2 separate regions of the Homo sapiens genome follow, and region 1 is linked to region 2. Evidence: chromatin contacts called from ENCODE Hi-C or POLR2A ChIA-PET data. All regions are on one chromosome and are shown on one strand. Each heading gives the region's core, a stretch centred on a gene start or an enhancer-like site at or near the end of the contact. The rest is flanking DNA. Distances are from core to core; before and after follow the strand shown. Region 1 overlaps CREB3L2 (cAMP responsive element binding protein 3 like 2). Region 2 has its middle 22 kb from the start of CREB3L2.

Region 1 (3,363 bases), core at 523-3,022, 38 kb after region 2:
GAACATTAAGTAAATAATTGTAGCTTCAAAGAAAATGAGCAGCTGCTGGCAATGCCCAGGTTTCAGGACCCGCAAAGGCACTCTGGCCAGACACATCCCTGCTCCCCTCTTGTGCCTCCCACGTGCCGTGGCTGGATTCTGGGTTCTGCCCTTGCTCTCTGTTTCACTGAATCTCTGTTCCTGTCATGGCCCTCAGGCCTGTCAGGGACATGAGGAACAGGTGTGGGAGGAGGAAGCCCTTCAGCTGGGCCTGAGGTCGGGCATGTGAGTACTGAGGACAGAGGTGGGTGCAGAGGAAGGAGAATTCTGCCTCAGACTGCACAGGGAGGAAAGGGCCACCCTTCACAGCCCAGAGCAGAGCAGGCTCTTTGAAGGAGACACAGAGTTTAGGATTCACTCCACAGTTTAGCTGTGTGGTGAATTAAATGGGTTTCTGAGGCCTGACTGGGAAACAGATGACTTTTTATCACATTATGTCAGTAAGAAAATGTCTTGTGAGTTTGAACCACCCGTGTTACAAACTTTTAAAAAAGGTAGAGAAAGGTGTGGTGGCTTATGTCTATAGTCCCAGCTACTTGCAGGAGGCCGGGGTGGGAGGATCGCCTGAGCCCAGGAGGTTGAGGCTGCAGTGAGCCATGATTGTGCCACTGTGCGCCACTCTGGGCAACAGAGCCAGATCCTGTCTCTCCAAAAACAGAAAGCATTTTAGAGCAGTTTTATGTTCACAGCAAAATTGAGCAGAAATACAAAAAGCTCCCGTGTATCTCTTGTCTCCCCAACACACAAAACCTGTCCCACCATCAGCATCCTGCTATTACAGACTTTTGGCATATGGAGTCATAAGCTGGGGTCACCTGTGGCAGCTTTTGATTTAAACTTAATTTTTAGAGATTAGTCACAGATAAGCCTCCCTTTGTAGTCCAGCAAGAAGCCAGATTGGCCACAAAAGCCTTGAACACCGAAGACTGTATCCTGTTTTTTGTTTTTTGTTTTTTTTTGCTACTGAAAACTTATTCAAACGACTAGGCACAGACCTATAGATTTCAGTACCATTAAAAAGTCAAACTGTGGTGCGGCATTTCCCTCCCTCTTTCCAGTTACAGATGACTTAGGCAGTAGATGTTATCCTTTGGAAAGAGATGGGATCTAGTGAGGAAACAGTATATATTTTTTGTAACCAAAGAACCTGACTCCGATCTTTGTAGTTTTGACTTTTTACTTCCTACCCCTGAATGGTATTCATTTCTGAGGCACTGCCAGGAATTGTTTTTCTGGTTCCACTCTGGGTTTGCAAGCTTTCTCTCCAGGCTCTCCTGCAGCCCAAGACCCATGTTGGAGCCGCTGGGAGAGCTGGGGCAGTGGGCTGAGGAGGCCAAGGCCCAAACCAGCTCCAGGCGAACAGCTGCAGCACAGCTGTGATGTTACCTGCATGGTGCAGTGGGGTCGCCCTTGGGCTCGAGGCATCATGTTCTAAGGCAGTCTTCACAGACACGTTTTCTTGTGTGCTAAGAGAGGGGCAGAAACGTAGCTGCCAAAAAACCATTTGGTTTCTCAGCTGTGTTTACAAGCTGAGGAACATGAGGCACGTCGAAATCCAGTGTTTCCTTTTGACTGAAATACAGACTTCTAGGAGGACACTGAAATGAGGGTGGGATGGCTGGGTAGATGGAGCATGAGGAAGTTTCAGCTTCTTATTCCCACCCTCCCAGTTTCGGTGTGGGATTCTGACTGTCCTCTTGTCTGCAGATTGCTCAACCACTGGAAAAGGCAGTTGGTAGGAGGAGCAGGGATTTTGCGGTCAGCACAACTTCATAGCCCTTATCACCACTGGCAAATGATTTCTTTAGTATCCCCGAGCCCTGCTGTCATGGCAGTCATGGAAAATGATGATATCTGCATGGTGCTTTGTGTCAAAGTAATGGATGAGCCTAATCATAGTGGGTGGAATCCATCTCAGGGGTGCAGTCGCTCCAGCCTCTGCTGCCAACTTGCCCTCCTTCCCAGTCCCATGGAGCTGGGGCACTCCCCGGCATACCTGTTGGGAAGCCCTGATAAGTGTGCTTGTCTGTTTTCTCGTCTAACAAAATGGAAACACCGTGAAAGCAGAGACTTTCTTTTATTCACTGCTGTTTATCTCCAGCTAACAGAACAGTGCTGTGCGCATGGTAGGTGTCCAGTAAAATGTTTGGTGAATGAATGGATGAACAAATGAATGAGTCTAGGCTTACAATCTGGTTCTGGCTCTCCCTACTGTGAGCACCTTTCTGAGACTGTTTCACAAGGCCATGGTGGAGGAAGATAAATGACATAAGTAAAGTGTCACTATGTCTGGTTTGTGGCCGCTAGATGGGGGATATTCGGTTCCTTTCTTCTATTTTTTTTTCTCCAATAGTTTCTGAGAGGCCTAGGAAGAAAATTTTTGCTGCATTCTGAACTCATGGATAAAATGAGTAAATAGAATAAGACCTCTGAATTGTGGCCTAATTGTGAAAGGCATTTAGGGAAAAAGACCTGAAATATTTCTTCAGTTCTTACCTGAATCCTCTTAGGTTCAACGCCTGGTATTGATTTGCATGACTGAATTAACACTTCAAATTTTCAGGCACCTGCTTCTGAGGAACTGAAATGTTTTTGTCAGTTTTGAGGGGGTGGGTTGGCAGCAGGTGTTAGCACTCTTTAAGTTACAAGAGGGAAGACAAGAAGGGGACGGCTTGTTCCATGTCCCTGTCATTTCCTGAAACACCATCTATCACTGGACACTGAGGTCACTTACATTATTTTTTCCTAATGAAAATAGTCTTTCTGGGGCTGATTGTGACCTGTTTAGGGGTCTGTTAACAGCAGGAAGGTGAGTAGGGGACAGCAGGATGGCACTGAGCAGTCCTGGTAGGGCTACTGCCTGCAGTGTCAGGGACAAGCTGAAGCGCTCTCCATCCACGAGGCCTGGGGCTTCCTGGCAGAGCACCTTTGGAATGCTGTCCATACACTGCAGCAAAGGCATTTAAGCCACGTTCTTCCTCCGACCCCTGGCCTGAACTGCGTCTAGCCTTGGCTGTTCCCAAGCAGTTGATGTACATATTGTTGAGCGAGAGAACCTCTCTGAGTCCTGCTTTCTTGGGAATCAGGTTCTAAGTTGCTCTCCTGTGCCTTCCATTTATCTGGACCAACTAGCATTTTATCAAACAGAGGTTATATGGAGATTCTGGCGTGTGAATGGGCCCCCTTCCCCCTTTCCATAATGTCTTATTATTGCTTTGGCAATTGCAGTAGGTCTTTGAAGAGGGAGCTGACTGAAAACTGTGCCCAAATCTCAATGTCTCTTGGAAGTTAAGTTACACATTTTTATTTTAAGTAAAAGCAAAA
Region 2 (3,064 bases), core at 349-2,848:
CCAAGGTAATTTGGGGCTCCTGGACCTGTCAGGTGACATTCTTTACTTACCACAGGTGAGGAACTCTATACAAGGACTGTGTAGACAAGGTATGAGGCCAGTTTTCCCAAGGGGCTTTTATTGGCTCTATAAGTCAACTGTGATTACTTAAAGCAGTCTGTTTATACCTGAAAGTATGCCACTCTAGTCAAAGCCTTGGTAAAATCACCAGGGTCTCCAATGGTGTCTTGTTACAAAAGAAAAAAGATTCTTATTGAACTTGTGCAAACAACTATACTGCCATAAATTAAGTACACTTACAAATAGTTTTCAAATTCTGAGGAAACCAGGTAGACAGAAAGAAATACGCTCTAAATTTTACTCTCAAGAATGTAATTTACCCAGTTGCTAAAAGCTGCAAACAGTACAAAAGACAAAAGGTTTTCTGAACTCTGTGAAACAAAAGAATTAGCAATGTTTCAAACAAAAAGTTGTAAAAAGACTATTTTGGTCTTCCATTAGTTCAGTCTATGTAATTAACTCCTGTCCTGCTTGACATTTATGAACACATTAACTCTCTATGGCAGTCTTGGAAGTTTTTCCCTCTATTCTAATGTCACAATTTTCAAAGTTATCAGAAACTTAAATTCCAGGGCAACTCTCAGAGTCCTATAGCTGATTATAAAACTGCCTATGAAAAGAATCAGAGTGAAATAACAATTGGCAACTGCATACAGAGGGGTTTGAGGCTCCCTTTCCTTTGGGGATTGCCACCTCTCTCCCCTAGCCTAACAAATAACTCTGCTCACCGCCACTCAGGCCTGCAAAATGAACACCAGGCCACCGGGGCCTGAAGAGTACTGGAGCAAGGGGGTTGCTCGTGGCAGGGTCAGGGGAGGGGCTGCCCAGGCCGAGTGAGGGGCTAAAGTCTCAGAACAGCTGTGGTTAAAGTCTGATCACCTTATGGCACAAAACAATTTAACATAACAATTATAATTGTTACTGATAATATATAGACATATCAGAATTATAGGACATATCAGAATTATGGGAATCCTATACAATTTTGGAACACATGCTAATAATATATTTATATGAATATGACCCAAAGAAAGTTTAAACACCATTTTATATTTGGCAATATTTTTTGTATGGTTTTAGTATGCCAAATAAGCCAAATATGTCTCTTTTGGACTTTAGGGTACCTAATATCTAAAAGAGTTAGCCAGATCAAAGAAAAAGCTTAATTTAGAAGTTGACTTTGGAAAGTTTGTCAAATATCAAAGGTTTAAACACTTACTATTACAAAATAGAATCCCAGGTCACTATATGTCATTTATTTAGCCAATGATATCCCTCCTTCTCAGGATGAAGATATATTCCTATCTTATGAAAACATTCAAGTAACACCCTGGACATTTTCATGTTACTCTCTTTTTTAGTACCTGGTGATTGGCTTTGGTTAGATTTTCTATTTTAACCAATGCTTCTTCCTGTTCTTTCATTTTTAGCTTCTCTTTCAGTTTCTCTGCTTTGAACAGTTAGGTACAGTCATTAAATAGCTTTTGGTTCATCTGCATGAAGAGCTTCAGTGTGTTGGATATCAAGCCATGTATTGTCTTGTTCCAATGGGTCTTTGAATTGCAGTACAAGCATGGAAACATGATCAGCAGAATCTTTGCTGCGCTGTTACTGATTAAGCTCATAATGTATTCATTATTCCGGTAATAGAGCGCTTGCTCTGCCACCTGGAAGTGTGAGCTGGAGACACATTTGGCTAGCTGCCAGAAGAGAGGTTCCATGATCTTCCAAATTCCAATGGTTCAATTATATCTAAAATTTCTTCTAATTTGTTTAAGAAAATTACTTCTTTTGGACTGTAAGTCTTTGGCCCATATTTGAGAAGTGCCATCACCATTGATGCAGTGAGGGTGCTATCCTTTTCTAAAAACTGTACTACACAATATGCCAGCTGGGGATGGTAGACTCTCAGAGATTTCACTTTGTGCAAAGGTATAGCACCTTGACTAAGAAAATCTGTGCTCTTCTTTTAGTGGTAAAACAAATCCATTAATCATATTTCCCAATATATCTAGTAACTCTGCTATGTCATCATGATGCTCTGTTTCATAAATAAACCTATAAAATATATTATGTATCTGTTTTCTGATATAAGCTCTCAAGCCCAAGAATTTCCCATAGATTCTGCAAAGGCTGATTTTAGAAAAAGCTCTCTCCCAGGCCAGGCACGTGGCTTACACCTGTAATCTCAGCACTTTGGGAGAGTGAGGTGGGTAGATCACTTGAGGCCAAGTGTTCAAGACCAGCCTGAGCAACATGGTGAAACCCTGTCTCTGTAAAAAAAATACTAAAATTAGCCAGGTGTGGTGGCACGTGCCTGTAGTCCCAGTTACTCAGGAGGCTGAGGTGGGAGAATTGCTTGAACCTGGGAAGCGGAGGTTGCAGTCAGTGAACTATAATTGTGCCACTGCACTCCAGCCTGGGTGAGAGAGCAAAACTCGGTCTCAAAACAAACAAACAAAAAACTAAACAACAACAAAAAACTTCCCTGAGGATCTTCACTGTCAAAGCACTCTAAAAGCTGCAATACAAACTTCTGATCAATATATTTCTTTGCTGTATTAGGTTGGAAATCTGGAAACTCTAAAAATCTTTTTTTTTTTTTTTTTGAGATGGAGTCTCGCTCTGTCACCCAGGCTGGAGTGCAGTGGTGTGATCTCGGCTCACTGCAAGCTCCGCCACCCGGGTTCACGCCGTTCTCCTGCCTCAGCCTCCTGAGTAGCTGGGACTACAGGTGCCCGCCACCACGCCCGGCTAATTTTTTGTATTTTTAGTAGAGACGGGGTTTCACCGTGTTAGCCAGGATGGTCTCAATCTCCTGACCTTGTGATCCACCCGCGTTGGCCTCCCAAAGTGCTGGGATTACAGGTGTGAGCCACCGTGCCCGGCCTCTAAAAATCTGAAGAAAAATTCATAAACGAGCTGTAAATGGGGCCAAGTTGCTTCTAACATTGGTTTGTTTTTCTCTGGGCCAGATTCAGCTCCTGGACGATAGAAGGTGGTA

Evidence for each region. Hi-C counts contacts between places; a loop is a spot of excess contacts on that map. ChIA-PET counts read pairs that join two places held with the same protein, here RNA polymerase II (POLR2A). Pooled maps may share reads with other maps.
Region 1: a loop to region 2 is called in a map with no recorded cell type, with 5 times the contacts of the local background. The contact joins two enhancer-like sites. A Hi-C loop is called at or near these places in 6 of 37 single-sample maps with no recorded cell type and 5 of 50 pooled maps. POLR2A ChIA-PET finds 5 or more read pairs at or near these places in 1 of 52 experiments (GM12878).

Annotation. Positions count from the first base shown.
Region 1 is chr7:137,985,025-137,988,387 of GRCh38, reverse strand. The region is part of intron 1 of CREB3L2 (cAMP responsive element binding protein 3 like 2); the gene reads left to right. Among named protein-coding and RNA genes, the nearest start is that of CREB3L2, 15 kb to the left of the region's middle. RefSeq lists enhancers at 356-465, 1,598-1,667, 1,998-2,147. Within about 2 kb of position 1,772, at least 14 of the 41 ENCODE cell types and tissues checked have a DNase peak (open chromatin) inside an H3K27ac peak, as active enhancers do; they include GM12878, where a contact is called at or near this core.
Region 2 is chr7:138,022,710-138,025,773 of GRCh38, reverse strand. It overlaps the pseudogene LOC100128052. Among named protein-coding and RNA genes, the nearest start is that of CREB3L2, 22 kb to the right of the region's middle. Within about 2 kb of position 1,598, at least 3 of the 41 ENCODE cell types and tissues checked have a DNase peak (open chromatin) inside an H3K27ac peak, as active enhancers do; they include GM12878, where a contact is called at or near this core.